Regions from separate parts of the Homo sapiens genome. Here region 2 is linked to region 1. Evidence: chromatin loops called from intact Hi-C (ENCODE). Cell type or tissue: MCF 10A. All regions are shown on one strand. Each heading gives the region's core, and the rest is flanking DNA. Links, peaks and the distances in the headings are about the cores only. Region 1 has its middle 210 kb from the start of MIR4465. Region 2 overlaps LOC105378027 (a long non-coding RNA gene).

What was found. A loop is a pair of places that touch in the nucleus more often than their neighbours do. Peaks named below come from ENCODE experiments on the same cell type or tissue, not always from the same donor. Only the 100,000 strongest peaks of a DNase experiment are listed, where the experiment ranks them.
Region 2: a loop joins it to region 1, with 2.9 times the contacts of the local background. A loop is called at or near these places in 1 of 110 quality-filtered maps.

Annotation. Positions count from the first base shown.
Region 1 is chr6:140,467,004-140,483,814 of GRCh38, forward strand. No RefSeq gene overlaps it. Among named protein-coding and RNA genes, the nearest start is that of MIR4465, 210 kb to the right of the region's middle. In MCF 10A, for the core only: no CTCF peak of the experiment used is centred there; no DNase peak of the experiment used is centred there.
Region 2 is chr6:140,770,850-140,787,660 of GRCh38, forward strand. LOC105378027 (a long non-coding RNA gene) reads left to right here. Exons shown (of 8, transcript XR_001744387.3): 7 at 13,785-13,942; 8 at 14,371-14,586. Among named protein-coding and RNA genes, the nearest start is that of MIR4465, 95 kb to the left of the region's middle. In MCF 10A, for the core only: no CTCF peak of the experiment used is centred there; a DNase peak (open chromatin) is centred at 9,572.

The sequences.
Region 1 (16,811 bases), core at 4,673-12,672:
TGGTGCTTCCTACGTGCTGTTGCATGTTCGTTTGTTGCATCCTCTTAATTGCTCACCACCAAAGTCTCCATTTTATTTTGACAATACTGATAGGCTTAAACTAGCCCACTTTAATTACCAAATAAAGTCAGTCCCCTTAGGGAAAATTATGGATCTCTCTGTTCTTATAGCTAGCTTCTCCCATTGCAAAAAGAAAAACAAGTATCTCTGCAACACTCCACCACTGCTTGGGGCAGGGACAGAGGCCTGTTTTTTTCAGAATGATGTTTCTGTTCTATGAGGGTAGTGCTGGAGTTGGGCTGGGGCAGTAACCACAGGTCTTCTCCACTTGCCAATTTTGGGGAAAGTAAAATTTTGAGGCCAATAAAATGTCTATTTTTACTAATACTTTCTAATTTACTTTTGTTGCAACCAAAAACATACTTTCTATTATTCAAATTATTTAAATTTATTGGAATTTGATTTATGACCAGAAAATGACTGGTTTGGGTAAATATTACATTCACAAGGAAAAGGATGTGTATTTTGCTATTTGAGGGTGGATGCCATATAAATGTCAATTAAGTCTGCCCTTTGATAGTGCTTTCTAGGTGTTTCTTTTCTACATTAATTTTATTCTGTGTGCTTTATTAGTTCCTGAGAGAGGTATATTAAAATCTTAACTATAATTATGTATTTGTCTACTTATCCTTTGATTTCTATCAGTTTTCTTTGCATGTATTTTTAAATACATGTGTTTAAAAAAGCATGCTGATTTGGTTTAAGTTTTCTTGATTAAAAAAAATCAAGAAAACATTATTATGAAATTTCCCTTTTTCTCCTCCCTGAAAATATTACAGTTTCCAAAATACTGTTTGTCTGACATTAGTATAGCCACTCTAGTTTTATTTTTTTATTATATCTTTTAAATTATTTTCACTTTAATACCTTATATCATGATATTTAAATTATGATTGTTTCAGGCAGTTTAGAGTTGGGTCATGCATTTTTATGTCTGCCTTAAACATTTTTATGTTTATGACAATGTCTGCCTATCATTTGCGGTATTTAGACCGTTTATATTTAATATAATTGTAAGGTTGACATTTTCAGAATTAAATCTAATATCTTTATGTCTGCTTATTTAGTTATATTTTCTTCTTTCTTTGCTTTTTTTGGATTTACTGAATGTTTTAAATTTTCAGTTTCTTGTTTGTATTGCATTATTAATTATGCCTATCTTAGTTTGTAATGATTATTCTACGGTTTACAAAGAGCATTTTAAAATTATCACTATCTTCAAATATTACATATATTTACTTATAGTATAAGATACATAATAGTATAGTATCATTTTCTCCTCATATTATGTTTTATTGTTTCTATATATGTAAATTGCTGTTTCTATAAATTTAAATTCTATATACGAAAATAGAGTACTGGAATCAATTATATGTTACTTCACAACTTGTTATTATAGTTTGCATTAAATAATTAATTCTAATTTAATTTTAAAAGGCTGAAAAATATCTTTTATATACATCCCAATATTTACCTTTTTAACTCACTTAATTTTGTATGTGGATTGAAATTTTCTTCTGGGATTTTCTTTTGCCTGAATAATTTGTATAAATATTTCTTGCAATGCAGGTATAGTTTTAATGGGTAACATATATTGCTATTTTCCAGGGAAAAAAATGTTCTTATTTTAAAAATATAGTTTCATTGAGTACATTATCCTAAGGTGAAAGTGCTCATTCCCCTGTTTCACCTAATAAGGAGATCATATGGTTTAGATAGTACAAGTGTAAAATGTTGGAGATTTCTTAGCATAAGTTGACTCCATCACTGGTTTCCTGAGGATATAGAGGACAACAGTCCTATAGAGCAGACCAGACCCACAGTAAACTTTCTGTAAACAAGAAATTAGCTTCTCTTGTATTGAGTTCCTGAGATTTGGTGATGACTATTAACCATGGTATAATCTAACTGCATACTGACTGTTACCAAAAGTGTTACTATTAAAAGGAAACCTTTAGTACTTTGTGATTATTCAAGATAAATCATATTACATCTAGAATCTAGATTAAAGTCATAAAAAAGTAAATTACTATAAACTTATTTCACGCTTTGATAACACTTTAAATTTAGGGTTTTTTTTTGCCATTTTTCAATGTTTATATGTTTTCATGAGGATTCAAGAAAAAAAAGAATGACTATATGTATTTAAGTTCTTTTCATGTCATTATCTTAGCAGCATCCAAAATGTTAAATTGAATTTGTGAATTATATTGTCATAAATTTATTATAAGAGAGACAACTTCTGACCTTTTTCCAGTGGTTTAGTTATATAATATGCCAGATACTTGGAAGAAGGCAACTGGTTGCCTAAGTAAAATATCTTGATGGGTTGGAAATCAGGGGCTTCAACATGGGAGGAAGAGTTATTGCTATTTTTTTTTAAGAGATGTTCCTTTCTGCAGTTTCATCCAAAATGGAGAAATTTGTCTTTAGGATAAAGAAATAATCTGAATGTATCTAACTCTCCCAAAAAGGAATACATTCAGTATCAAAATGCAAAGTAACTATCTTAATGAGTGACAGGTTAGCAGAAAACAGAGCACTTGAATCAATTATATGTGACTGGAGGTGAGAGTGCTAATGGCAGGACTGAACCATTGTGGAGCCATTTAAATAAAACTCTTCATAGTTGCCCTATAGTTTCATTTGTAATAAGTTCACACATGTAGCAACATTGGCTTAGTTAGTTAGGGTAGGTCTTCTCAAATCTGTCTGTACATTACTGTCTTCTCCAGAGAGTTAGTTATGCTGTTTTTTGTTTTTGTTTTTGTTTTTTGTTTTTTTGTTTTTGTTTTTTTTTGAGATGAAGTTTCACTCTTGTTGCCCAGGGTGGAGTGCGATGGCACAATCTCAGTTGACTGCTACCTCTACCTCCCAGGTTCAAGCAATTCTCCCACCTCAGCCTCCTGAGTAGCTGGGGTTACAGGCGTGTGCCACCACGCCTGGCTAATTTTGTATTTTTAGTAGAGACAGGGTTTCTCCATGTTGGTCAGGCTGGTCTCCAACTCCCGAACTCAGGTGATCCGCCTGCCTTGGCCTCCCAAAGTGCTGGGATTACAGGCATGAGCCACTGTGCCTGGCCTATTCTTTTAAATAAATGGAAATGTTCAAACCACTCACAGAAATTCTAATTCCGCAAACTTACTGAGCATTTGACTTTTTAAAGTTTTCACTGCTGATTTTCATAAACATATAAGTCCTGCTGGAAATTGTTTTTGGTGTTCTTCATGTGTTATAAGGCATATTCTTGGTTTTTTAGAACTGGAATAAGCCAAGCACATGATTTGCTAAAAGAAACTTAAGAGATGAGTTTACTCTTATCTTTCCCTGGACATATTTCTAAAACATACTCAGAAAGAGAAAAATAAAAAAGATGAAATACAAAGAGATATAAGAAAATATTTTAAAAGACTATATATATAGTCTATCTATCTATCATCTATCTATCTATCTATAATCTATCTATAATCTATCTGTCTGTCTATTTATCTATCTATCTATCTATCTATCTATCTATCTATCTATCTATCTACCCATCTGTCTATCTGAAGTCAAATCAGAGTTTAATTTTTGGGGGAACATCTTCTGGAAAATGGCAGAAGTGGTAAATAGTTCAGTTAGAAAGGCATCCTTGCATCTCTCCAGCCACAAAACTTGATCCACAAAGAATGATGATCATTGCATTATATTTTCCATCTATCATACTTTAAAATTAACTTTTATTCTTTAGTTTTGTCTATTATTTCTCATATATCCAAGCTAATTTCTCTGTTGCTCTGCAATAATTTTGTATACTTACAGAACAACTTTATATTTAACACCTCCAAAAAAATGACTTAAATAATGTAATTTTTAAATGGTATATTTTATTTGGCTCCATAAAAACTTTATAAAATAAGTAAAATTTATGAAATAAAAGAAAAAACTAAATTTTAAAATCTCTTTCACAATAGGCAATTAGGATAGCACTTGTTATCAATTGGTTAATGATTTGATCAATATATTTTAATTACCCAGTATTGTCACTGTAAGAAGATAGAAACTCCATTTGATAAAACGTGGGTGTCAAGAATAATTTGGGTTACTTGAATTCTGAAAATAATTCTTCCTGTATATGAACAATGCACTTGTTTAAACATTGAAGTTCCTTGGAGTCACTGAAAATCACTAATACAATGGAAATTAATTCTGTGGAATATTTTAAATTGGCCATGAGGGACATTGTATTGAAGAGCATACACCCTTTAAACAATAATTCTGGCTAAGGGAAATAAGCTATTCATTGTAATTTTTAAAATGTATTCATTTAGTATAACATTTTTCACCTTAATAAGTACTGAAAATCATATATTAATTATGTAGGTGTTTACAGTTCTTACTTTAAAGACATATTTAATTTCCTTATACAACCTTTATGATTAAACTACTTAGATTCAATTGAAAAGACATTCATACAACCATTAAAAGGCATACAAATATTAAATACTGTCTTAACCCCTTCTACCCTACTTTCCAAGATTTATGAGCAGGGCTTATTTTCTACCAGCGACAATCTACATAAATCAAAATCTACCCATGCTATTTAACCAGAGGGTCACCTTCATTTCTAACTGTGGACCCTCCTAAGTACTAGTGTACCCACTCATACACAATAACAACGTATTTATTATTTTCCTCAAATAAATTCAACGATATTGCTTGGCACTTTCAGAAGTCTTTTTAAAAAAAAAACACCAAACAAACAAACAAAAAAAAAATAAAAGCAGCTTCTAGATTTCCCTCTTGTAATTATTCTAATTTCAAGGCCATATATATACACAAAGATTTTGTATTTCATAGTGTGAACCCCATAAATATTTCAACAAAATTTGTGCCTGAGAAGTCAGCATAGAATCTGTAATAGTTATGTTAAATTTTATGGAAAGCAAATCAGTAATTTCATAAATAACTATTTTATGACTTATGATGTGCTTTCATCATAAGAGTATTTTTCTATAGGTATCAATAATATAACCATAGAATAATCTAAATTAATTAGACTCATTTATAATAAACCATTTTAATTTTCGGATGTTGGAGGGAAGAAGTAATTGCAGATTCTGTTTTTAAACCACATGATTTTATACTAACACTATCTTTGTCAAATGGAGTAGTCTATCCTTTCAGCCCAAAATATAAGCTTATACTAATTTTTCTTTGTGTATTCACTTCTATGTTTCACCTTAAGTAAGCTTGACTACAGGTGGATAAAAGTGAGCAGGAAGTTTTTACTTGTGATTCTCAAATTTTATTTCAAATCTCTGAATTTATTAGTAAGAATTTTTTAGATATGTGTAATGTTCAAGATTGTTTTTATTTTAAAACTGTCTCAGTCATTATTTAAAATGTTGATTCATGTTATTCAAATGCTAAATATAATATTCCAGCCTTTTTATGAGCTATTCAAAAGATATACTTCTGCTAGGAATGGAAACCATTCACAGCTTAGTTTTACTCCCCTATCTTCTTGGTTACCATACTTAAACTCCTCAGAAGTAAGTATCATCACTTAAAGGTAATACAAATGTATGGTAACCCTTTAAGCCACACTTAGCTAATAGATTGTATTTTTTTACAAGCCAATTTGTGTTTATCCTAAGATAATGTACTTACTTGAAAACATAATTGTTCACTGGTAGATTTGCTAACTATAAAATGTGTGTGTACATTTTTAAGCTAAATATAATAAATGGATTTGATAGGTATATGAAAATACAATAAAATAAATTAGGATCAACAGAGAGCTTTTAACTAGTATATATTTCAACCATTCAAGTTTCAATTTGTTAAATTTTTATAGGCACATTCCAATATTACATATAATATTAGAAGCTATGATTAGAAACAAGACTGGGGGACTAGATGAATCATAGGGTTGCTAATAGGATATTAAGTCTTTTACATCTACATAGTCATTTGGTTGAAATCTAGCCAGCATTAATAGAAAAGCATATTATAATCTGCCAAATTAAATGAGTATGTTATGAGGCCCCGTTCTGTTGAATAAAGGGCTACAGTTCTTTATGCTGACCAATGCAATCATCATAACATCAAAGATAGTTCATTTTATACTCACTCATGACTATCAATAATTGCTCTCTGAAAAATCAATAACGGTCCTTAATTAGTATCTAGTGTGAGGACGTTTTATGTGATGTAAATATCAGGGTAGAAGGAGTTAGACATTTAAATATCCTGTATCATAAGAATATTTTCAGAGACACATATTTTCTTTAAATGTCCTAACTACAATATGATAACAGAGCTAAAGCTCAAAATATAGTAAATAAAAAAGCATCAAAGAGAGAAGTGAAGTTATTAATCAAGTTAGATGTCTCTTTAACATATTTCATGGTCTTAAATATAAAAAGTGACAACTTAATAGTCACTAGATCTGAAGCTAGTTCTGTGAGATAAAGGAAGTAACCTATACTAGAGTAACAATTGTACATGTTCATAAAAATTTATGGTTACAATTTAGAGATTTGCTGTAATTTTTTAATATAAAGCATGATTATAAAATTATTTTGATTTTATTTCAGATTGCTAAATTTGTTTACCCATCCAGTCTTATGTCTGTGAGAGAGTTGTTTTAACATGCTCTTGGCATAAAGTATAAAATATGTTGAAAGATAAGCACTTTTTAATGTACTTCTAGGCATTAAGAACATGAACATTTCTCTAATTCATTAATTTGCTAGCAATTCTCTTCTGATGAAGAAATTTGCCAGTGGCTGTGACCTTAGCTCATAACCGAAGTAATGTGATGGATTTCCATGAGCCATACACGGAAATTAGCTCCATTAATTCATAGTGGTTGTTTTCCAATTTGTTTTATACCCCAAAATACCTGGAAAATTTAAAATCATTCATTGACAATAGTTGTTCAATAGGCAATAATTCTCAGATGGAGGTGGGGTTGTGGCACATATCAAAATTTATTGAAAATGGGCATGTGATTATCTCACACATCACTTCACCTTAAGGTATCACTATTTCTAGAACACGTCTTACATGGCTGGAACAGGAGCAAGAAAGAGAGATGGGGGAGGTGCTACACACTTTTAAACAACCAGATCTCATGAGAACTCACACTCACTGTCATGATAACAGCACCAAGGTGATGGTGCTACACCATTCATGAAGAATCCACCCCCACGACCCAATCACCTCCCACTAGGCCCCATCTCCAACACTGGGGATTACAATTCCATGTGGGGTGGGTGAGGACAAAGATCCAAACCCTGTCACCTATTCATCCAAATCTGAAAACAGTAGATCTAGAATATGTTCAGAATTGGCATTACTCTGATGCAGGTGGGAGTTTAAGGACCACATGGCACTTGGAATTTAGGGACCATTCCAATAAATTATGAAAACACAATGTATTTTATTTACTTAGAGATGTGAGGAGGTAAGAGTAAGACACAATTCTTGCTCTTAAGAGTCATATATGGAAACTCATTAAAATAAAATGTAAGAAGGTATATACAATTGCTATACAAAAGGGGAGGAATGAAACTTCATTTATTTTGTTGTAGAGGTGTCAGAAGTCTCCTAAATAAGTGTCACATGATGTGAATCCAGTTGATAAACAGGAGTCAGCGAAACAGAGTGAAGGGTAGGATATGGAGTCATTGCAATTAAGGAAGCGACGTGAGAAAAAGTACAGAGACTTTTGTAAAATAGGTAACACGTATTAGTTTTCTATTTCCTGTAACAAATTAGCAAAAATAAGTGACTTATAACAACATAAATCTATTATCTCATGGTTTCCATGGGTTAGGAGGTTGGCATAGTACAGCTGAGAACTCTGCTTTTGGGCACTGCAAGGATTCAATATAAGTGTTGACTGACATGCATTCCTTTCTGAAGCTGGGAGTCCTTTTCCAAGCTCACACGGTTGTTGGCAGAATTCATTTCCTTGCAGTTGTAAGATTAAGGTCGCTGTTTTCTTACTGAAGATCTCCATTCCTTGTCATTTGAACCTTTCACAAGCCCTCTCTTAACAAGATGGCAGCTTACTCCTTCAAAGCCCATAGGAGAATCTCTTACTTGAGATAGATAATCTTGAGAATAACTGTGTCATCATATTCACAATAGAACGTAACCTAATTAGGAGAATGGTATCCCAACACCTCTGGCATATTTTCTTGGCTCTGCCCACACTCCGGGGGAGGGAATTGTACAAAGGCATGACTCATTAGGGTTCATCTTAGAATGCTGCCTACCACAGAGCATCCAGGCATAGTAAGAAAAATAGCCATAGGTTTCATACCACAGGCTTCTGTTTGAAGGATGAATCCTTTATATAGAGGCAAATGTAAAGCAAAATAGAGCAGGAAATATTCTAGGACATTTTGATGCATAAAGGAAGAAGTTTATCTATATTATCGTAATATTTAGGCATGAAATATTGCTTACAGTACTTACTGGCATTCTGAATAAGAAACTAAGTTAATTGTATTCCTCTACCCCAAGGAAGCACAGTGACTGGTTATTTGAATGTTTTTTGTAACATGTATTGTAAATGTTTCATTTCTTTTGAATACTCAAATCACTAAAAATAAATAATATCACTCATCAATTAAATATGATTGTTCCATACCATGCTTGGCACTGTACTTAATCTAAGCTTATTATATTGACATTTTTCACATAGATGTACTATTAGCATTTACATTTGCTGAGAGAATATGGAAAACATTTATGTTGTTTGCTGCAAAATCATTAGTGCAATGCAGTGTAGATCGAAGGGGAGTGTTCAACAAAATGGATGTAAATAATTCAAAATGAACTTAATCAGAAAGAATGTCATTTTTTAAACAATAGTTTTTCATCGATGTTCTAATAAGCTATTAATAGCAAAACCTTTAAGCAACAGAATAGAATTTTACTAAAGAAGAACTATCACTTGGACAGTAGCCAGACTTAGAGAAAAAAAACCCCTAGTATTTACTAGGTAAAAATGGGGAGAAGGTTTACCATCAATAACTCTAATGTCCAGCCTGTTCCAGAGTTGCTCTACTGAATTATATATGTATATTATAAAATAAAACTCTGAACTTTGATTTCTAGTTTCTAGGCTATTTCTTTTTCTCAACTATAACAGATAATTACTCATCTTTTCACTAGGGTTGATTTTGAAGAAACTTCCAGGAATCATTTAAAAATAGAAGAATCTAGATTCTGTAGACTTTTATATGTGTATATTGAAAATGTTTAAAGGCTGTATATACTGTGCTGTGAATATGTTATATTTTCCTGTAGAAATAATACTCATTGATGGCTCTTTTAGGCCCTACTAGTTGGAACATTGGCTACTGAGGTTAAGTTCAACACTCTGCTTCTTTTAAAAAATATATTTGGAAATGGATATAAGGAATAAATCACTTTACAAAAAAACACTCCTAACCTGCAATGTGAAGCACGGGTTTTACTTAATTGAAACCTTACAATCCCCCTATGCTATGAGACTTTTATCACTCTTCTGCACTGATGAAGAGCCTGAAGCGCAGATCTGCCATTTTGTCTATTGCAAAATAAGAACTTCAATCTAGGTCCATTTGACTTGAGAGCCTATGCCAAGTGCTTCCAAAACCCCTTTCATTGGCTGAATAATTGCTCGGAATGAATTTTCAGAGTACCAAGATATTGACACTTCAGCCCTAGAGCTGCCAGAAAGGGTTTGTGGTCTCTGAAGCCCTTGAGCTTGTTGCTTCTGGGCCAATGCAAATGGTGTGGAGAAATCTTGTCATTTTATAACACATTAAAATTTAGTTAAGGACAGTGCCAAGCTCAGAGAACACTATTGTGAGTTGCACAGATCTGACATTGGACATTTGGAATTTAGATTCTAGTAGGAAAAGACATCACCTTCAAAAAGTAAACAAAAAATTCATCAGAAATGTACCAAAAATAGGTTGAACATGCAAGCTCAAATAAGAAGAAAGTACAATAAATTACATGATACATGAATGGTGTGAATAACATCATGAATGGTGTGAAATTACATGAATGATGTATGTCTTCATCTGCTTTACAGAGACTAGTCAGTGAAGGCTTTTTTTGAGAAGGTGCTGTTTGAACTGATAGGAGAAAAGCATGAAGGATCTAGTTATTTGAAAAATCTGAGGGAAGAGTGTGCTAATCCAATCGAATTATCAAGGGCAAAAACAAGCAGCGCACCATGTTGTTTGAAATTCGAGTATCCTGTTTTATAAATTGCATTAAGCTAATATATCCTAAAAATGCCTTTAAAATCAAAACTAGGTGCTTAACCCAGGAAAACCAAATGCCCCTTTTTATTATTTATAAAGTAATGAATAATTTTGATGATTATTCCTGGTTACTGTGAGGTATTAGAGTATTCCATTCTGCAGGGTAGATTTGAACACATTGCTCTAAATTTGTCTCTGTTGGTATATCTTGTAACGGCTGAAGGTATTCAGTAGCCCCTGGATAGATATGCTTTATTGAAATTGGTTGATTAATAAAAATAGACAAACTTAATATCACTGTAACTTTTGAGGAATGAAAATTTATTGTTTTGGCCAATTATATTATTTAGTAAGTTCTCTCTACCATCTGGTACTAACATAGTGGCATTTCTGGAGGATTCATTACGGCTTTGTTAGTTTTTCTGGTTCTATGCACTTGAACTCTTGTAGCCAGAGATTATTTAACTGAGATTGTCAAGGCATGTCAGAAAAAATATTATACTTCAGGTTAAATTGGAATTTCAGATAAACAAATAATTATTGTCTAATATAAGCATGTCCCAAATTGCATATGACATACTTATGCTGCAGAATATTAATTGTTCTTGTATAACAAAAGAAAATTATTAGTACATTTTAATTTTAAGACATGCATAGTAAAAGGACGCTTTGGGGATTTGTGATACATAATAATTACATTTGAAAAAGATGTCATGGAGAAAGTATAAATGTTATAGAAGACAACGTCAATTAAGGCTTTTCTCTCAGAAAACTTAATTTTTTTCTATTTATCTAAGAGTTAAAATTTTAATTAAATTGCTTTTCTATGATGTTTAAATCATTCTTATGTGTGTCTGTGTGTGGTAGCTCACACCTGTAATCCCAGAACTTTGGGAGGCTGAGGTGGGAGGATCACTTGAGGTCAGGAGTTTGAGACCAGCCTGGCCAACATAGCAAAAACCTGTCTCTAGTAAAAATACAAAAATTAGCTGAGCATGGTGATGCACACCTGTAATCCCAGCTACTCAGAAGGCTGAGACAGAAGAATCACTTGAACCTGGGAGGCAGAGGTTGCAGTGAGCCGAGATCGCACCACTGCACTCCACCCTGGGTGACAGATCGAGACTCTGTCTCAAAACAAACAAACAAACAAACAATCATTCCCATGTGTGATTAGGTTAAAATGACCACGACATATAGGAATGTTTAGCAACGTGAAAGGAAGATATATACAATGCGTTACTTATTCAATTTTGGTTATTATCATTTTCTACATCAAAGTGTAGCAACACATATTTACCAATTTGCTAAGGCTGCCATAATGCAGTACTGCAAATGCAAACTGAGTGGCATAAACAATAAAAATGTATTGTCTCATATTTCTGGAGCCTAGAAGTCCAAGCATAAGGTGACGGCAGGGCTGGTTCCTTTTGATGGCTGTGAGGGAGAATCTGTTCTTTGCCTCTCCCCTGGCTTCTGGTGGTTTGCTGGTAATCTCTGGCATTCCTTGGCTTGCAGGAACATCACCATGATCTCTGCATTCATCTTCACATGATATTTTCTTAGTGGGTGTGTCTGTGTTACAAATTTCCCTTCTGTAAGGACACTAGTCATATAAGCTGCTCACCCTGCTCCAGTATGACCTCAGCTTAACTAATCGTATCTGCAATGACCCTATGTCCAAATAAGGTAACATTCCGAGGTACTGTGGTTAGAACTTCAAAATATTTATTTGGGATTGGGATAAGGCATTCATGGGTGTTCAACCCATAACAACATGGCAGAAAAAAATGGACATGAAATTTCAAAATACCTAAGACCCTATCTTTAAATTTGGTTCTTTACTACCTGCACTCCGTTTGGAAAATCTCTTAATTTCTTTTTCTCAGCTACATGATCTGTAAAATGGAGCTAATAATTTTAGCTTTGTTTACTTTGCAGGGATTTTGTGTTAACTCAAAAGAAATTGTGATTTTTTTTTACATGTACTACCAAGTAAAATATAAATCAGCCATTTAGGATAAATTTGGAGCTAAATAAACTATTAGTCAAAAGATAACTGGTGAAAGCACACCATTAATTTTTAGTGTTTGAAATAAAACGTAGAAAATAACTTTGGAGCCACTCTCAACTACTTCTCTGCATTTTATCAATCCAGTCAACAGAGAGACCTAATAGTGTCAGTTCAGCCCCTTTTCTCTGCCAGTATAACCACTCGCTTGTTCTATCAAATTTATCTCTTAATAGGTTTTTAAATCTGCATTATTAATCCTTTGTACCTGTCCTCATTCTTTTTTCAGTATAATATTCTTAAGAACAATATGTGAACTTGGCCTTAGTTGTGCAAAGAAGAAAGTCCAGGAGGACCTCACCTTAACTAATTGTATCTACCATGACCCTATTTCCCACTTTCAAGAATTCTCCTTGATGTGCTTACAATCTATTGGTGAACACAGCAGACAAAACAGAAAAGAAATAGAAACCTTATTAATAATGTCTATTAGTTTTCATATTCTGATTTTAAATAATGAAGAATAATATCAGGAGAAAAAAACAAAATTAGGAGCCAATATTATTTGTGAATGAGATGCAGCAGAAAAAACGACAGCAAATTAATCCACCAGATTAATCTCTTATGGCCATAATAATTTATTCCAATAATTCAACGATGGTTCATAATAAACATATTTATATATTTCATTACTTTAACTTTTTAAATGAAAATTACTTAAATGATTATATTGAAGATACCAAAATACTAAATTCAGCACTATTTCTTATTGAAAAACAACCTTCTGTGAGCTAGATATATGATGAAAATATTTTTATATAAAATGCAGGTACCTGACACTATCAGCAACATCATTTCTTATTCAGCAATTTTGAAATTCAAAGGCACAGAAAAGAGTATTATAAATTGCAAGAGTATGGCAAGCTACATTTGTATATACTTTTAGATTCACTATCTTTGAATATTTTACTACTTTTGTTTCATCTTTCTTTTTTCCTTTCAACTATTTGAGAGATATTTGACAGACGGGATACTAACTTATTCCTAAACACTTTATTACATGTTGCTTAAGTGATAGCATTCTCCTGCATAGCCTTAATACAATGGTTATGCTCAGAAAATTTAGCAGTAAAAACACTATCTACAATAGACCCCATATTTAAATATTCTCATTTATCTCAATGGACTTTTTCCCAGTCTTTGATTGTATGTTGTATTTAACTGATGTGCTGCGCTAGTGTCCATCATAATAGAGCATTTTCCCCGTTGATGTTGTTGTCAATGACATTGAGTTTTTAGCAAAAATCAGATAAGTTCTAGGACTTATCTCTTAATCTGAATTTGTCTGGCTAGTTTCAGGTTAAAATTTTTGGCAGGAATTCTACTTAGATTATGTCTGTTGCATTGTCATGTTCAGGGTTTCACACTTGGAGACTTCAGAATATCACTGTGTTTCATTTTGTTAATATGTTTGGTCATTGTATTAGTTTTCTATTGCTGTGCAACAAATTATCAAAATATTAGTACCTTAAAACAATACAAATTTGTCTCACAATTTCTGAGAATCTGAAGTCTGACACATTTTAACTGGGCTCTCTGCTCAGGATCTCACATGGCTGAAATCAAAGCATCTGTCTGATGCATCTGGAGGCTTGGACTAGGGAAAAGTCAGCTTCCTCTTTCAACTTGGCAGAATCATCTTCTTGCAGCTGTATTACCACAGTCCCCATTTGCTTGCTAACTCTTGGCCAGATCACCGTCAGCTTCTAGATACTGCCCATAATTCCTTGCCACGTGGCTTCCATGGGCAATGCAGATGGATAGCTGCTGCTTCTCTCTCAGGCAAGCAGGAGCAAGTTTCTCTGTTTCCTCCCTCACCAAAAAGCCAGAGAAAACACTGTACTTTGAAAATCCTCACTTGATTAAGACAGGACAAATCAGGATAATTTCCTTTTTGCTATATAACATAACATAGTCATGGGAGTGATGTTTCATTATATTCACAGGTACTACTCACATGCAATGGGATGTTACTTTACAAGTGGGAAGTTACTTTACAGACCTTTTATGCCAGAAAGTGACAACAATCAGATTTTACATTGTTTAAAAAAAGTGTGAGGGCAGGGGTGGGGGGCAGGTAGGGGTTGGGGGTTGGGGATGACTTAGAATTACTTGGTCTTTGAAGGTCTTAAGGATTTACATAAAGCATTATTTCACCTTTGTCTTTTGTATGGGTAGTTATTTGATACATTCTGTTTCTTCCAAGGAAATTGATTCCTTTAAGTGCTCAATCAGTTCTCCTGGGGTCAAGTATAATTGAAAAATATTTTAATTAAATATTTTCATTAAAAACATTTTATAAAATAAAATGTTATTAAAATGTTTATATAAAATATTTTGTATAAGCCTTAAAATGTGTCTGGGCCGGGTGCAGTGGCTCATGCCTGTAATCCCAGCACTTTGGGAGGCCATGGCGGGCAGATCACCTGAGGTCCCCTGACCAGGTTCGAGACCAGCCTGGCCAACATGGTGAAACCCCATCTCTACTAAAAATGAAAAAATTAGCTGGGCATGGTGGCACATGCCTGTAATCCCAGCTACTTGGGAGGCAGAGGCAGGAGAATCACTTGAACCCAAGAGGTGGAGGCTGCAGTGAGCACAGATGGCGCCACTACACTTCAGCCTGGGTGACAGAGCGAGACTCTGTCTCAAAAAAAAAAAAAAAAGTGTCTAAAATTTTGCAAAATATCCTTTATAATTCTATTGTTGCTTTGTTTTAATAACCTCCCTTTGTCATTTCTGATTTTGTATATGTATGTTCTGTATTTTTTAAATTATGTTATCTAGTTACTTTGTTAAAAGTACAGCACGTTTATTCACTAATTACTCTTATATTTCTGTTTGCCTTTAACCTCTTAAATTGCTAATTTTGTCATTATAGTGTCCTTCCTGGAGTGTTAGATGACCTCTTTAGATTTTATACTGGTTTTAAGAAAAAGAATAGCAGTAATATTTTCCTGTGTGTTCTTTAAACAAAAAGTTCTCCTTGATCATATCAATTAAGTGCTGATCTGCTTTGTGTCACCTCTGTCTTTGAAACTAATACTTCACTTTTAAAATCTGCTTTTAAAAATTATATTTTATTCTTATAATTGTATAATCTTATATTTTTATATATTGCCTTGGTGAGCATATTTGAATTGCTTGTTTCTTACTTTTTATTCTTTGAATGAACCTCAGTATTCAAAAATGATCTTTTAATATAATAGTTTTACAAATACTTTGTCTTTATTTTCATAGACAAGTGAGAATGACTTATATTTTTCTTATTATCTTTGTCTTATTTTAAACTAAAGAACATATTTACCTTAAGAAATTAGTTGAAGATGATGACATTTTTCTTCTTTGTTTAAAGGTATTTTCTACAACCTGATGATTTTGTTTTCTTTTTTTACAAGTTAGAAAGAAATGACCTATAAGCCAATCCTTGGATGTTCTTTAGTTTCTTGTTGCTGTTAGCACTTTTACCTATTTTGTTCACAATTTTTACTGTCCTATTTAAGTTGTCTCATTGATATGTCAATTTTTGTCATTGTCTTTTTTTTTTTTTTTTTTGAGACTGTCTTGTTCTATTGCTCAAGCTAGAGTGTAGTGACGTGAACATAGTTCACTGCATCCTTGACCTCCCGGGCTCAAAGGACCCTCTCACCTCAGCCTCCTGAGTAGCTGGAACTATAGGCCCATGCCACCACACTTGGCTAATATTTTTTAGAAATGATGTCTCGCTATGTTGCCTAAGCTGGTCTCCAACTCCTGGGCTCAAGCAACTCTCCCTCCTCGGCTTCCCAAACTGGTGGGATTACAGGTGTCAGCCACCTCGCCCAGCCAGTAATTGTCATTTTAAAATAAAATTACCTATTTAAACATGATTTCAGAAGTCTTCACATATATACACATATTGTATTTATATAAATTATCTTTTTAAAAATTTCTACTAATATTATTGAAATTTGCTGATTGTTCAATTAGTACTGAAAGTAGAAAAACTAACATTATTTCTTTTAACAATTAAATTTTGTATTGATCTAGTAATTATGCTTTAACTTTTCATTATTTTCTACTTTATTCATTGGTTAACTTGTTCTTATGCTGAAAACAAAATGCAAATCTTCAATTTGTTAATTTTTTCTTATCATTTTTGATTCATAAAAAAATTTAAAGGAATAAAATACTTTACCCACACTCAAAGTTTTTCTGTAGAGTATATGTTGGGCATTTAAAAATGTGTTTGTAATATCTGCATTTTTTTTCCTGAGCTCATTTGTGTGTGTGTGTGCACTTCCAATGCTTCTGTTTGGTTACTTAAAATTATTACTCTCTTTGCTATAATGTGACTTGAAATGTGTATCTATTATTTACATTTAAATATTAATGATTCATTTTTCCCATACCCTTTGAAACATGCATATTTTTCTTAATCT
Region 2 (16,811 bases), core at 5,910-13,909, 310 kb after region 1:
GAGTATGTGTGTGGTCCAGGAATGTAGTACTATGGAATTTTATTGTATGGGTAAATTCATGTAATCACCACTGTCAGACTGCTTGATCACTACAAAGAAACTCCCATTTGCTACCTTTTTATGTCACATCCTTATCCCATTCCTAACTCTTGGCAACTTCTATCTGATCATTTTCCATCATTGTATTTCCGTCATTTGAAGAATATGGTATAAGTGGAGTCATGCAACACTATGCAATTTTTGAGATTTTTTTCACTGAGCATAATGTCCTTGAGTTGATCCAAGTTTTTATCTCAATAATTTATTTGTTTCTTATATTGCTGAGTAGTTTTCCATTGTATGACTGTACCATGCCTCTTTAAATCCATCCATATCCACTCACTGAAGGACACATGGGTGGTTTCTAGTTTGGGATTTGCAAAGAAAGCTGCTGAGTACATTGTATAAAGATTTTCCTATCCACAAGATTTTATCTTTCTAGGATAAACACTCAGGAGTGTGATTACTGGGCTGTATTATTAGTATGTCATATGGTTTGGCTGTGTCCCCACCCAAATCTCATCTTGAATTGTAACTCTCACAATTCCCATATGTTGTGGGAGGAACCCAGTGGGAGGTGATTGAATCATGGGGGCGGGTCTATCCTGCACTGTTCTCGTGATAGTGAATGAGTCTCATGAGATGTGATGGTTTTAAAAATGAGAGTTTCCCTGCACAAGCTCTCTCTTTGCCTGCTGCCATTCATGTAAGAGGTGACTTACTCCTCCTTGCCTTCCACCATGATTGTGTGGCCTCCCCAGCCATGTGGAAGTGTAAATCCCATTAAATGTTTTTCTTTTATAGATTGCCAGTCTCAGGTATGTCCTTATCAGCAGCACGAAAACAGACTAATACAGCTTGTTTAACATTTTATGAAACTGGTTGTTTAACATTTGAACTTGCAAAAATTAACAAGTTGTTTAACATGTTTAACATTTAAAGAAACAGACTGTTATGAAACTGTCAGTGGGACTGTCCATTTTACATTGCTGGCAGAAATGTTTGAGTGATCCAGTTGTAGATTGGTAGTGTATTAGTCCGTTCTTATACTGCTATAAGGTAGTACCTGAGACTGAGTAATTTATAAAGAAAAGAGGATTAACTGGGTCACATGTCTGCAGGCTGTACAGGAAGCATGGCTGGGAGGTCTCAAAAAACTTACAATCATGGCAGAAGGTGAAGGGGAAGCAGGCACGTCTTACATGGATGGAGCAGGAAGAAGAGAGAGGGAAGGAAAGTGCTACATACTTTTACATGACCAGATCTCACAGTAACTCACTCTCTCCAGGACAACACCAAGGGGGGTAGTGTTAAACCATGAGAAACCACTGCCATGATCTAATCACCTTCCACCAGACCCCACATCCAACATTGGGGATTACAATTTGACATGAGATTTGGGTGGGGACATAGATCTAAACCATATCAGGTAGTATTTTAAGTAATGCAAAATATAAAATTATTTTTTATCTCAGACTTTTTGGACAAAGACAACTTGGTCATAAAATACATTATAGAAAAATTGCATATCTGAATGATAATACTAAGAATTGAGAAAATACTTGATTCACTCTTATGAAAAAGTTTGTTTCCTTAATGAGTGGATGGCTAAATTGATACAGAATTCAGCTGCTCAGAAATTTACACATTCGTTTCTATATTAAGCAGACCACATTCTTATTTTTGTTTAAAATAGACAAGAGACTTTATTGTATAAAATCCCCCCTATACAAACCAAGATTCATAGGCTCTTCAGAGACTCCTGCAGTATGTTCGTTCATTAACAATATAAGGACAGGAGGACTCTATCTGATGAGAAAGCATTAGCAAGATTTGATTTGGAATGTAATACAATCCCAGCAGCTGAATATGAGTTACTTTAAAATAGTTCCTATTAAAGAAACTACGTGTTCTTTAGAACCAAGATAACATCTTGTGTTATCTTTACAGTGAAAAAATGACAATTCCCAGGGACATCTTTATTGCAGCAGTAGGCTGCTACATTCATTCTTCAAGAAAGCCATTTTAACATATGCAACTAACTTATTCCAAAATCAACAGCAAAAAAAAGTTAACGTAATTGTTATTTTTTCAACTTCATAAATTACAAAACCATAGGCAAAAAAAAGAATTGAACAAGGGTAAGATAACCAATCAAATAATGTTAACCTAGTCAGAGTTGTTCTCCACATTTTAGTGTCATTTATGATAGTCAACAGAATCAACTATTGTAATTATTAACTTCTTTGGTGTACTTAAAATCCTTTAGGCAATGGAGATCACCCTTTTATGGAAATAATTTATTTTAAAACTTCCTCTTTATAGTTCCATGTATTTTTTCCAAATTTACTTTGTTTTGTCAGCTAAAATCCAAATGAACAGAAATAGAAGTACTTTTCATCAAAATAAACAATTATATATATCTGGGAAATCTTTATCCTATAAAGTTAGAATAAAGACTCTTGAGAGTCATTGTAAAATATAGTACATTTTTAGCCAATAAAGAGATTAAAAAAGAGGAAAATAGTACTGCTCTCACTGATCCTAGAGGGTAGGCATGGGTGGAAATGAGTCAGAGCCACTGAGGTGCAGTCAGTAATTGTTTGCTCTCCACTCTACTGATGTGAACTAATTCATTATTTTTTTATTCTGAACTTATATGTTTCCTTTGTAGTCATGCTGTGCCTATAATTTATTAGTTCTTTCCCTTTAAATTTTATTTGTACCCTGGGAAAATTGGAAGTAGAAAGTCTGAACAAAAAGTACCAATCTTCTTTGACATGCTCTTAATAGCAATAATCACCACAACAACCTCAAACAAGGAAGGTTTTTCCCCCATAAAGGCAAAGATACCAACAATATGTTTTCTTTTATATTGTGCACCTTCAAGGTAATCAACAGAAATAAAACAAATGCATTCATTTTCCTGGTTATATTTCCCAAGGCAAGTTTATTATTACATCTCAATAGCTATAAATTATCCATGTAAAACCAAATATAGATATTATTATGCACCAGGGTGCCTTTATATGAGTATTATAAGTGATTTGATTATAGGATCTTACACCTAAATATTTCTGAAGCAACCATAGTAAAAGAGTTCCTTTCAATACCATGATACTCAACAGAAATTAGACAGTTAAAGGAACATTGTAAAACATGGATTTTGGTGCAAGCTGTTTATCAGGCACACTTTGAGGACGATGAAAGCCCCAGTTAAGTGTATTTGTCTGCATACTGTAAAACACTTAAGATCAAATTCAGGATTGGGTGAGCTATCCACAATTACTGGCGTCAGCAGTTTAAATATAGTTCTTGCTGAGAACACCTTCATGATAACTGTTCCAAACCCATGCATTTTGCCAGGTAGAGGCAATAATTGGTAACTGTCAATGCTACCTACAAACACCATGTTCCTCCAAAAATAACCCGGAATGATTAGCTCTCAGCAATTGGCTGCACTTTTGCTGACTTCTTCTGAGTGGTTTTTCACACACAGTCATAGATAAACCCACTGTAACCTAACACAGCTGATGACTCATTTCATGGCTTTCTGCTTGTCTCTTTCAAAGCTGTATGTTGTTTCTGTTTTAGAAAGAACAAGCATCTATTTTTAAAGGAAGGGTGGGTTTGCTTTATTATTATTCAGAAAAGGACCAATCTGGCATCCTATCATCTTATCCTGTGACATGTAGAACATTCCTGGGTTTTGTTCCATAAATATAGAAAAGTTTTATTTAAAGGAACAATGTCAAAATGACCTTCAAGCCTATCTATAGACTTTTGTGTGCTGCTAGAGTAAATGCAGAATTCAAATTGAGTTTTCCTGCAAAATGCATTTTGGAAGGAGACATTTCTAGAGATTACAGATGGTTCAAAAGCAATTTAATGCTGGGTACACTTGGGGTGCTATCTGATTCATGAATAATGAGGACACTCACTTGTTCACTGGATATATGGTATTCAAACAGAATTCAATGAATATTTCTTATGAAGAAGGTGTCAGCTGGAGTAGTTATGTATGGGGGATTTGCCATAAAAAGGTTCAAAGTTTGAGTTAATGTGAAATAAGGTTAATTTTCATTTATTTTAAAAAAGGATATATTATTTTGCTCAAGAATGTGGTAAGAAATGAACACTTGCCAATGTCAAAAAGTGAGTATTCATAAAATATGTTAAGTAAAATATTAGTCTTTACTGTAGTCCTGTAGAAATAATTTTTTTCTGCTCCATATTTTACCAAAACAACACAAGCTTTCATTTTTTAATTCAATGGCCACATATACAATTGCCCACAAATAGAAAAGTTGAACAAGATTATGTCAGTTAATCATCAGGCAAGTTAGTGACCAAACCATTCCCGCCCTTTGCTCTCAAGCCTATAATCTAAATCAGAGGTTTTCCTGACTGCATGTTAATGTCATAAAACCAGTTGTAGTCTTCTTACTCCACACACGTGTGTGCACAAATCTGAATGCATTCATTTTTGTTGTTTGTTTTTGTGTCCTGTTTGATCCACATTGAAGACATGTCATTTTGTTTTAGTGTCTCTTTGTTTAATTTGTTCGTTTTATATTTGATTGTGTCTTTGATATGCCTGTAAAGTAAATGGTTATTTGCAAATAATAAATAACCATATTATAAATATTTTATATTGTGTCTCTTGCTGCTATTATTAAGTACTTATTCCTTAATGTAAAAACTTCAAAGGAAATCTGGACCACTGAAGTTACAGGCATAGGTCCAGTTTCCATCAAAATAGAATGCCTCTAACATATATTCTACCAATCTGATTTCTTAGCTATTATAATTTTATAGTAGAAATAAATCCTTCCCTTCAAAAATATTACTTTTTCAATGAGGACTTACCACTTACAATTTTACGTAAATTGCAATTCTTCTGCCAGTTCCCTTCATTCTCTTTATCTTGCTTTATTTTTGTAGCACTTATTTCTTTCATAAATATTATGTAATTTGCATATAATTATGTTTATGATCTATCTCCTCTAATTAGAATATAAGTTTCATGAAGGCAGTGTCTTTTGTCTGCTAACAGAATAGTTTCTGAAAAACAGAAGGTGATTTTAAATACTTGCTGAATGAATGAAAGAGTACTCACTAGGGTTCTGAGATGAAATGTTTTATCTGTAAGTCTTGCCATATAAGTTTATATGACATCTATCTTTTGCCCTTTTATTAAAAAAAGAAAATCTTAAATAAGATTTCTTTTTAGAGATACTGGATCTTTTTGGAATTTTATGAAATACTATTACAGATTTATAAAACTATAGTGTTTTGGTTTAGATATTAAGAATAGTTTTCTGGCCAGAGGACTCATTTTTTAGATACTACTTGTAAAGCATATGTAATACAAATTTGTTGTATTTTTAAAACATAGATTTCCTCTTAGACACTTTGAAAACCTTAAAGACTTCATACATGCCACATCAATCTTGCCAATACTGTGAATCTCTGGTAAATAACTGTGACACACAATATAAAATGTTTATAATCTGGTCATTTATTATTTGCAAGTAACCAATTACTTAATAGGAATATTAAAGAAACAAATATAAAACCAACAAATTAAACAAATAGACATAGAAACAAAAGAAAATATCTTCAATGTGGATCAAACAGGACACAAAAACAAATTTGATTTTGAGACGGAGTCTTGCTCTGTCCCTCAGGCTGGATTGCAGTGGTGCAATCTCGGCTCACTGCAAGATTGCAGTGAGCTTGCAGTGAGCCGAGATCGTGCCACTGTACTCCGCCTCCCAGGTTTCACGCCATTCTCCTGCCTCAGCCTCCTGAGTAGCTGGGACTACAGGCGCCCGCCACCACGCCTGGCTAATTTTTTGTATTTTCAGTAGAGATGGGGTTTCACCGTGTTAGCCAGGATGGTCTTGATCTCCTGACCTCGTGATCCACCTGCCTCAGACTCCCAAAGTGCTGGGATTACAGGCGTGAGCCACCGCGCCCGGCCAAGATGATATTATACATTAATAAAAATTCCAAAATAACTTTCCCCTTAAAGAAAAATAAATTTTATATTAAAAAGGACGTGATTGCTGAGTAGATGCATTATATAAGAGGGAGAAGAAGGATCTGGAGCCAGATAAATAAAAAACACAAAGCTATAATTTGTGTAACATGAAAACTAGCCTAATATGGCATGAAGAATTCCAATCAGTGGTAGCTTAGGCCCAGGGACACAGAGAGAAACAAGGAGCTATGAGGAATCTTTTTGGGGTGATGTAAAAGTTCTATTACCTTATTTTTTAGTGCTATTTTTGTGAGTTCCTATACCTGTCAAAATTCAAAAAGTTGTACACTGTAAAGAGATGTAATTATTGTACATAAATTATTCCTAAGCAACTTGATGAGCAAAACCAAAAGTATCTAAAGATTTGTTAGACAAATAAAAGTTATAAGAACTAATCCCTAAAGAGCCATACTAAAGGGCATACTAAAAAATATTCAAGCATAAAGAAAATTATCTCTGTTGGAAAATCAGAGGAATAAAGAGCAAATCTAAATCAATATTGACTGTATAAGCAATGATTATGGCTTGTTTCTTTTAAAGTATATACCAAATTAAATATAGGAGTTCAAAGGCATACGATTTGTGAGAAAGTGACTTGATTTAAATTGTTCTAAGTTGCTTACATTGCCCAGGAATAAGCCAGAAGTACACATGAATAGTATACATAGGTCATTTTAAAATGTATGTTGTAATCTCTCGGCTAAGCACTAACACTATAATGAAAGAGTAAAAAATTCTGAAAATAATAGAGGAGGAAATATAGTTAAATACATACACATACAAACACATATGCACACATGACTGTCCCAAAGAATAAATTAAATACACACACATGCACACATAATTGTCCTAAAGATAAAGGAACGAGGGGGAAAAAAAAAAAACAGAGCAGGGGGACAAATAAAGAGCAAATAGCAAGATGGTAGATTTAAACTCAAACGTGTACATAATTACATTCATTTCAACTCAGCTATTGTGCAAATTAAAAGACAATGGCTATTAGAGTGTGTGCACAAGTATACACTCACACAAACACAAATACGCTGACATATATATAAAAAGAAACATGATAATGATAAAATATTAATTTCACCAAGAACATGTAAACATCCCAAGGTCTATAAGCCTATAACATATTCTCCAATAGAAATAAAACAAATATTTACAAAACTGAAGGGCAAATATACGGTGATAGTGAGAGATTTTAATAAACTTCTCCCTGTGACTGATAGACAAAAAAATCAACAAAAATATAGAAAATTTCATATAATTAGCAAATTTGACTTACTTGATAAACGTGAAACATTGTAAATATACACAAAGCAAGTTGCTCAATAGTTTCAATTGCACGTGTAACTTTTTAAAAAATTGACTGTATCCTTCACCACAAAGCAAGCCTCAATTAATTATAAAAAGTAAAATTATTACAATATGTTTTATGAGTACAATAACTCAAACTATAAATCAAAAAAGATAACTAAAAAAATCATAATTTGGAAATTAAGAAATGTACTTCTACATAAGCCATAGATCAAAATGAAATCAAAATGGGAATAATAATAGTTTAGATTAATCATGATAAATTATTACACATCAGAAGTTATGAGATATAGAGAAGCTATACTTACAGGAAAATTTATGGCTTTAATGCTTATTTAAGAAAACAAGAAAAGCTAACTCAATGACTTAACTTCTTAAATTAGAAAAACATCGCAAAATTAAATGCCAAAATATACAAGAAGGGAAAGATAAAATTAAGCGTATAAATTAGTAAATAGAAAATGGTTGTAAAATAGAGTCAATAGAGTAAAAATGTGGTTCTTTAATGATTTTGTCTGATGAAAGTGATCAAGAAATGAGAGAAGGTACAAAAAATCAGTGTCAGTAATACAAAAAGAGGATGTTACCACAGATCTTGAAGATACTAAATATTCTAAAATGTTAATACATAAGGGATGTTCACATAAAATTGAAAGATTCAAAATTTTAAAGCTGTCAAATATCCCCAAATTTAAATGAGCTAAATGCAATTCCACTCAAAATTTCATTTTTTTAAGAATTTCACAATGTTATTAAGAAACTATAAATAATCAAGAAGAATCAACTCATTCTTGAAGGAGAAGATCATGGTGGAAAATGTTGCTTTCCTGGATATGAAAGCTCATCATAAAGCTATATTAAATAAAATAGCATGGCATTGACTCAGGATATATAGGATATATATAAAAAGACCAATGGACCAGGATAGATCAGAAATAGACTTGAGAATATTCTGATTAGTTTATTTACTAAACATATGGCAATGTATTGAAGTGGCATAAGGATAAAGATAAAGGATAATATTTTCAATAAATAATATTGTATCAATTGTTTAACCGTGGAAGAAAATAACGTAAATTTACTTTTTCTTATCACATAAACAAAAACTTTTCTAAATGGATTTTTACATAAATATAAAAGAGAAAACGACACATCTTTTAGACAATAATATAAGAAAAAATCATTATACTCAAGGTAAAAATGTATTAAACATAGTATGACTATGCAATTCAACGTTCTATCTGGAACAAGTTTTGACAGAGAAAGGGAGGAGCTATTAACAAATATGCTGAGGCATGAACCAAGAATGTGTCATGCAAACAGGATAAGTGCATTGCCACATAAACAGGACAAAGAAAGAATTAGTAATAAAGAAAAAATTAAAACATTGATTTCTCTTTTAACTAATAATACATAAATTAAGAATCTCAAAATGCAAAACAAGGTACATAATGGGAAAATATATTCATATCCTGCTTTTACAATAAATTTCAACTAAGACAAAATTATCCAAGCAAATGGAAAAATGTCAAGGGAGTTGAACAGAAACATTGTTGGTGGGGATATCCAATGGTCAATAAACAAGTTAAAAGCTCTACTTTATTAGTGGAGCAAGACGGCAGAATAGAAGGCTCCACCAGTCGTTCCCCACAACAACCCCCTGGGCAAGGACAACAACGTAACAACTATCTACACACACATACACACATGCGCGCGCACACACACACACAAAGCACCTTCATAAAAACCAAAATCAGGTGAGCACTCAATCAGGTGAGCTGGTTTTAACTTCATATCGCTGAAAGAAGCACTGAAGAGGCAGAAAAAAGTCTTGAATTATGATCATCCCCCCATTCCCCATCCCCTGTCAGCCACAGTATGGTGCAAGGGGCGCGTTTCTGTGCACTAGGGAGAGACAGAGCACAGCAATCAGTGCTGTCCTGTTAGAGCAGAAAGGAAACCCAGAGCAAACTCAGCTGACACTCACCCACAGAGGTAGCATTTTAGCCAGCCCTAGCCAGAGGGGAGTCTTCCATCCCAGTAGTCTGAACTCCAGTTTCCACAAGCCTCGCCACTGCAGGCTAAAGTGCTCCGGGGTTCTAAATAATCTTGAAAGGCAGCCTAAGCCACACAGACTGCAATTCCTAGGTGAGTCCTAGTGCTGAACTGGGCTCAGAGCCAGGGGACTGGGTGAGTAGGGCCAACTACCTACTGAGACATCAGTTGAGCCAGCTAAGGGAGTGCTGGCTTGACCCCTCCCCTAACCCCAGGTTGCACAGCTCCTGGCTCCAAAAGGGACCCCTTTGTTTAACTTGAGGAGAGGAGAGGGAAGAGTGGGAAGGACTCTGTCTTGCGTCGTGGATACCAGCTCAGCCACAGCAGGATATAACACAAGTCAAAGTCATGAGGCCCCCATTCCAGTCCCTAGCTCCCAATGAACATTTCTAGACACACCCTGAGCCAGAAGGGAGCCCACTGCCTTCAAGGGAAGGATGCAGTTCTGGCAGGATTCAGCATCTGCTAACTGAAGAGCCCAGCAGTGACACCCAGGTACTACATTGAGGGCCTTGTTTGAGACTCTGAGACTTGCTGGTTTCAAGTGAGACTCAGCATATTCCCAGCTATGAAAGCTATGGGGCAAGACTTCTTCTGCTTATGAAAAGCAAAGGGAAAAGTAAAGGGGACTTTGCCTTTCTGCTTAGGTACTAGCTCAGCCACAGAGAGGTAGAGTACCAAGTAGGCCCCTGGAGTCCCTGCCTCTAGGACTTGGCTCTTGGACGGCATTTCTGGACCTGCCTTGGGCCAGAGCAGAGCTCACAGCCCTGAAGGGTGAATCCCAAGCCAGGCAGCATTCACTCCAAGCCAACTGAAAAGCCCTTGGGCCTTAAGGGAACATGGGCAGTAGTCTGGCAGTTGTCCCCATGGGCCTGTGGTGGTGGAGGCCACAAGGTGAGGCTCCTCTGTCTTTGGAAAGGGAAGGGAAGAGTGGGAAAAACTCAAAACAAAATGCTTTTAACTTGCTCATATGTCATTACTATTTTCTATCAATATTTCAAGTAAATAGGACTCTGGGATCTATGTATTTATAGAGTGTTGATTTTAACCACTAATTAAATATGTTTATTAAAACCTACTTGAATATTAACCTAGGCACTATTATTTTGAATGGGGATTCAAATGGCATTATTTTATAGCAACTCATTAAATATTTTAATATTATATAAAATTTTAAATACTTTTTAAAAACAGCATTAAGGCCTGAGATGATAAAAGCTATTTAACAATTTGATATGATTCTACAATAAATATTGAAAGCCTTGTTGATTAGAGAGTAGTACATGAACAAAAAAGAAATGAACTACCTATGCATGACTAGTAATTTATTATACTTTGACCTACCTAGTCATCTCACATTTGTTTGTTAATAGTTATTGAATCCAAGATAAGATTATAATTGGCTTAGGACAAACCTGAGACAGGTGTCCTTTGTAAAGATTTTTGGCTCCCAAGAAAAAAAGTCCCAGGCAAGTCAAATCAGCAAATTATAATTCTACAGTTTAAGAATAATGGGGATATTTCCAAAAGAACTGAGAGTTTTTAAATAAGTCAAAGTCATTCTGACCATAATTATATGACATCTCAAGGTCATCAAATATGACCTATAATGGAGATAATCAACCTATTTAGAATCTATGACATAGGTCCCCATGTGCAAATTCAGTGATTAAAAAACTTGCCATGTATCTACACTCATGTAAGCTAAATGGCAGACTTCTTCACATGGAAAGGTTAAAATGTAAGATTAATGCTACACAGTAGCTGATCTTGAGGCACCTTAGGGACATGTGACGTGGAGAAGAAATTCAAGAATAGATAGAAAACTGTCAGTAGCATTAGTGCTGAGTTGAATCTCTAGATCCAGGGTTCAGGCTGCCTTATTTCTTTAAGTTATCCTTTCTCATTAGGTGATTGAGTTTGATGTTTCATATTCTAGACCAGAAAATATCTGCATATCTAGAAATTAGTCTATGCTTATCAATAGTTTTAGAATAGCTTTGGATATTTTGTCCAAATTTCTTTTCTTTTCTTTCCTTTCTTAGAGACAGAGTCTCATTCTGTTGCCCAGGTTGAAGTGCAGTCGCATGATAATACTTCACTGCAGCCTTGAACTCCTGGACTCAAGTGATCCTCCCACCTCAATCTCCTGAGTAGCTAGGAATACAATTGGCATAAGTGCCACCATGCTTGGTTATTTTTATTTATATATTTTTTATTTTTGTAGAGATAGTCTCTCACTATGTTGCCCAGACTGGTCTGGAACTCCTGGCCTCAAGCAATCCTCCTACCTCGGCTTCCCAAAGTGCTAGGATTACACATATGAGCCACCTTGCTCAGTCCAAATTTCTTCAGTTTCAAGGATGTACAAGGATAACCCTCCAATACATTAGTCTCTTTTATTTTAAAAAGTAGTATTTAGAGTATATTTATTTAATGTAGAATCAAAGGGAGAGTATAGAAACATAACTTGGATGTCTATGAACAAAGATGATTCTTTTTAGGGACAAAATTGTATGGTGTATAATGAGTTGAATTTTTCATGGAAGTTTTATGCGCTAACTCACATATTGGGATTATGGTAACTATACACACACTTAGTCAAGCCAATATTAGTCTTTTAAAAGGCATTTTAAGGACATTGAATTATCTCATTTTTTGAAAAAAGTATTTTATTATAGCAAGAACACAACATGAGATATGCTCTCTTAAACTTTTAAGTGTACAAAGCAACACTGTTAACTACAGGGGCAGTGTTATACAGCATATCTCTAGAACTTACTCATCTCTCATTACTGTAACTTTGCCTGTTGATTAGCAGCTCCAAATCCTTCCTGCTTCTGCCCCTGGCAGTCACCATTCTGCTCTTTGATTGTATACTTTGGCTATTTTAGGTATGTGAAAATTAAGGACAGATCCTATGCTGACCTGATAAACAAAGATAGCTCTTTCGAGCTCAATGTACATTGAGTGTAACAAGAGGGAAGGAGGGAGGAAACCACTGCCCATTTGGGATTCCTTCAAATTCACATCTCTCCAAAATGGTAAATTCTGTCTTTATTTAAATGACCAAACTTTCTGATTGTCAGCTCTGTATTTTCATTTTGTAATATTACTATGGCAGAGGCATTAAAAATATGGAAATGTTCTCCATTGAGTAGAATTAGTTACCAAAAATGATGACTAATAATTATCAGCCTCCCAAAAGACATGAACAGATACTTCTCAAAAGAAGACATTTATGCAACCAACAAACATATCGAAAAAAACTCAACATCACTGATCATTAGAGAAATGCAAATCAAAACCACAATGAGATACCATCTCACACCAGTCACAATGGCATTTGTTACAAAGTTGAGAAACAACAGATGATGGCAAGGCTGCAGAGAAATAGGAATGTTTTTACACTGTTGGTGGGAATGTAAATTAGTTCAACCCTTTTGGGAGACAGTATGGTGATTCTTCAAATACCTAGAACTAGAAATACCATTCGATCCAGCAATTCCATTACTGGATATATACCCAAAGGAACATAAATCATTCTATTATGAGGATACATGCACATGTGTGCTCATTGCAGCACTATTCACAATAGGAAAGACATGGAATCAACCCAAATGCCCATCAATGACAGATTGGGTAAAGAAAATGTGATACATATACTCCATGAAATACTATGCAACCATAAAAAGGAACGAGACCATGTCCTTTGCAGGGACATGTACGGAACTGGAAGCCATTATCCTTAGCAAACTAATGCAAGAACAGAAAATCAAACACGACATGTTCTCACTTATAAGTGGGAGCTGAACAATGAGACCACATGGACACAGGAAGGGGAACAACACACACTGGGGCTTGTCAGGGGGTGGAGAAGGAGCATGGGAGAGCATCAGGAATAATAGCTAATGCCTGATGGTTTTACTATCTAGGTGATGGGTTGACAGGTGCAGTAAACCACCCTGGCACACGTTTATCTATGTAACAAACCTATACATCCTGCACATGTATCCTGGAGCTAAAATAAAATAAAATAAAATATTATCAGCACCCAACAAAATTATGACTGATTCCTTCTATATTCTGTGGCCTTGTCCCAAATGAAAAGTAGGGGAAATTAACCTTTGACCTCTCTGGCCTCTTCTCTGTGCTCTTATTTCCTTCTCTAGTGATACTTCCCTATTCCTTAGGCACCCAGTGATTTTATAATCCTTTCCTTCCCCTCTTTATCTATTAACCTCTGTTCTCAAGAAAAGACCCAAATTGAATTTATACTACATTCCGAGAGACTAATTTAAACATTTTGTGTTATCTTTCCCAGGGAGACTTGTATTTTCTGACATTCAACTTAATCGAAGAATAAAGCTTTAACAGTGGCATCAGTGACATGATGAATGATGCATCATTTTGAAGTAATAATGGTTTTCCCAGTGACTCAGAAATAGCAGTATGTTCAGATTCAGTGTGCCTGTTCATGAGGTGAGCACTCCATAAGCCATGCAAAACTGTTGTATGGGAAAAGACAAGGGGGAAGGCAGGAAGTAAAGGTCAAAGAATGCACACAGATTGTGACAGAAACATGTATATTAAGAGACTTGTAACACAATGGGAAACAGGTTTAATTCAATCTTGGAATGTTTCCCTTCTACATGAATATTAAGAATAGTATATCATAAATCAAACTCCAATATTTATAATTGTCAAGTCATAACTCAATCACCTCTCTCTTTCACAATATATCTCCTTTTAAAAAATAAAGTTTTGTTTTCAATTTCTTAAAATACTACTGGAATGGAATTTCCCAAAGGATTACTATTTAAAATCTAAACTTCCTGGTTGGTGTGTTCTCATGATTTTAGAGCAAGTCTAAAAAAATCTAACCTTCCCTGTTTTCACACAATTTGCAGAGCTCTGCAGAAATTGCACATCTGGCTCTTTGCCTGTGCACCTGAAGTTATCTCAGGAGAAATTATACAAATTAAATACAGACACAGAGAAGGTCTTTTTTAATTCAAAGGAAAAGAATATATATTCAAGAAAAGCAAAAAAGGTAAGAGAAAAGGTAAGGGACTGTAGTGATATTAAGCTAGGAAACTAACAAAATGATGACAATATAAAATAAATGATGTGAAAAGAACAACAAAAACAATATAAAGTAGAAATGAAAATATATTGTGTTGGCTCAGGAAAATATTTAAATTACTTTCTTTCTTCTATTCCATAGGTGGAAGTTGGGCCTTTGGTCATTAATTCTCTCTCTCTCTCTTGCTAATTTTTGCAAATAGGGAGAACTTGGAACATCTGCCAAAATTTTTATTTTGTGCTTTATTTTGGCTACCTGTTTATTCCATAGAACTATGACTTGTCCTGGTGATTCAGGCTTACTCCTTAATTTCTGAACTGATTGCCAGAGAGTCAGGGATATACACATACATTATATATACACACACACACACACACACACACACACACACACACACACACATATATATATACACACACATACATATATATATATACACACACATACATATACATATATGGGAGATTATATCTATATCTATATCTATGTCTATCCCTCCCATGTTATTTCCTGCTTTTCTACTACTTGTTCCACTTTCCCCAGGTCTTTTGAAACTAAAAATAAAATTATCACCTCACTGTAAGTATCATGTCTTCTGCTTCAGGGGTTGCACACTGCTTCAAGGTAGTAATTGTTAATTATTCAAGACTGACTTCTTGTAAAGTAATCTTCTAGAAAGACAGCTGGACTTTTAAGACTTCATGAACTCTAAAGATATGGCAGGCCAGGATCCAAGGCCAAAGGTATAATACCTCCAAAAGCTACGGTTATGAGTCTTGGAAGTCAGCCCTTGGTTGTATCAGAGGAAATACAGTTCTCTCTAACCATGAATGCTGAAGAGGAAGAATCAAGCTGGAGGCTAGGATTATGCCATATCATACTGCTTTTGGATCTCAGCACACAGGATGCCAGGGGAGGGTAATGTTCTTACCATGAAGCTTGTCATCAGAGGTCCAAAAGAAGAGAGCCACAAAATGTGTACTGTTCAATGTTGTGTGCACATCTAGCATGAAACATCTTTTGCATCAGTGACCAATCTGAGTACTTACATCTTAACTCTAAGGCACACACTAAAATACATAATGCCTGGTTGTTCCTAGATACTTACTTGGTATAAAATTTAATTTTTTCTAAAAATGATCTTATATGGTAGCTTTTTTTTTTGAGACGGAGTTTCGCTCTTGTTGCCCAGGCTGGAGGGCAATGGCATGACCTCAGCTCACTGCAACCTCCATCTCCCGGGTTCAAGCAATTCTCCTGCTTCAGCCTCCAGAGTAGCTGGGATCACAGGCGCCCATCACCATGCCCAGCTAATTTTTTGTATTTTTAGTAGAGACAGGGTTTCCCCATGTTGGCCAGGCTGGTCTTGAACTCCTGACCTCAGGTGATCCACCTGCCTCTGCCTCCCAAAGTTCTGGGATTACAGGCGTGAGCCACCACGCCCGGTCATATGTAGCTCTTTACTGTCTTTACAGCATGATAGCTGCTTAATACATATTCAATATTCATTGAATTATAACATTCACTGAATTGCAATATTTTTTCTCATTGTTCACTCTGTTTTCCGATTTTTCACATACCCATCCACATCCCCAATGCTCACAACTAGCCGCAACATGAATACTTTAAATCAATGAAGTCCCTGAAATAAAAAATTATGAATAATCATTATTTTTGTCGTTTTTGTCATTGTTTACATCTAGTGAGACAGAATTCTTTATTACCAAATTCTGTTCACGTTATAGCCACTTCCTTCTCTGAAACTTCATTATCACCATTATAGCTTCTGGTATGATCAGCTAATCTCACCATTACAAAAGTCACTTACCTGATCCTCCTGAAAAGTGTCTTGACCTAACCCTAATACAAAGCATTAATTTTTTAAGTTTTCTTTTATGGGAAATTATTTACATTTAATTATAACACACATATAGTAAAATGTACATATCATCAATACACACTTCCACGAAGTTTAACAAAATGAATTAATACATATAACCACCATAGATCAAATAAAATATTTAAACTTTCAGATAGCCATACTAATGGCCTAAATGCAAATCTCTCTGCATAGTATTTCAAAAACTGTAGAGATGAACCGCAAGAACAAAATGAACACACATTCTACATCTTCAGCATAGCTAAAAGATAGAAAACACTGAGAATTTAAGAATTAATTTAAATAGAAAAAATAAACAGTTTCCAGTAGAGCTTTTCCTTGCACTCTTACCACAAGCATTTGATCAGTGTTCAGAGTAATATTTA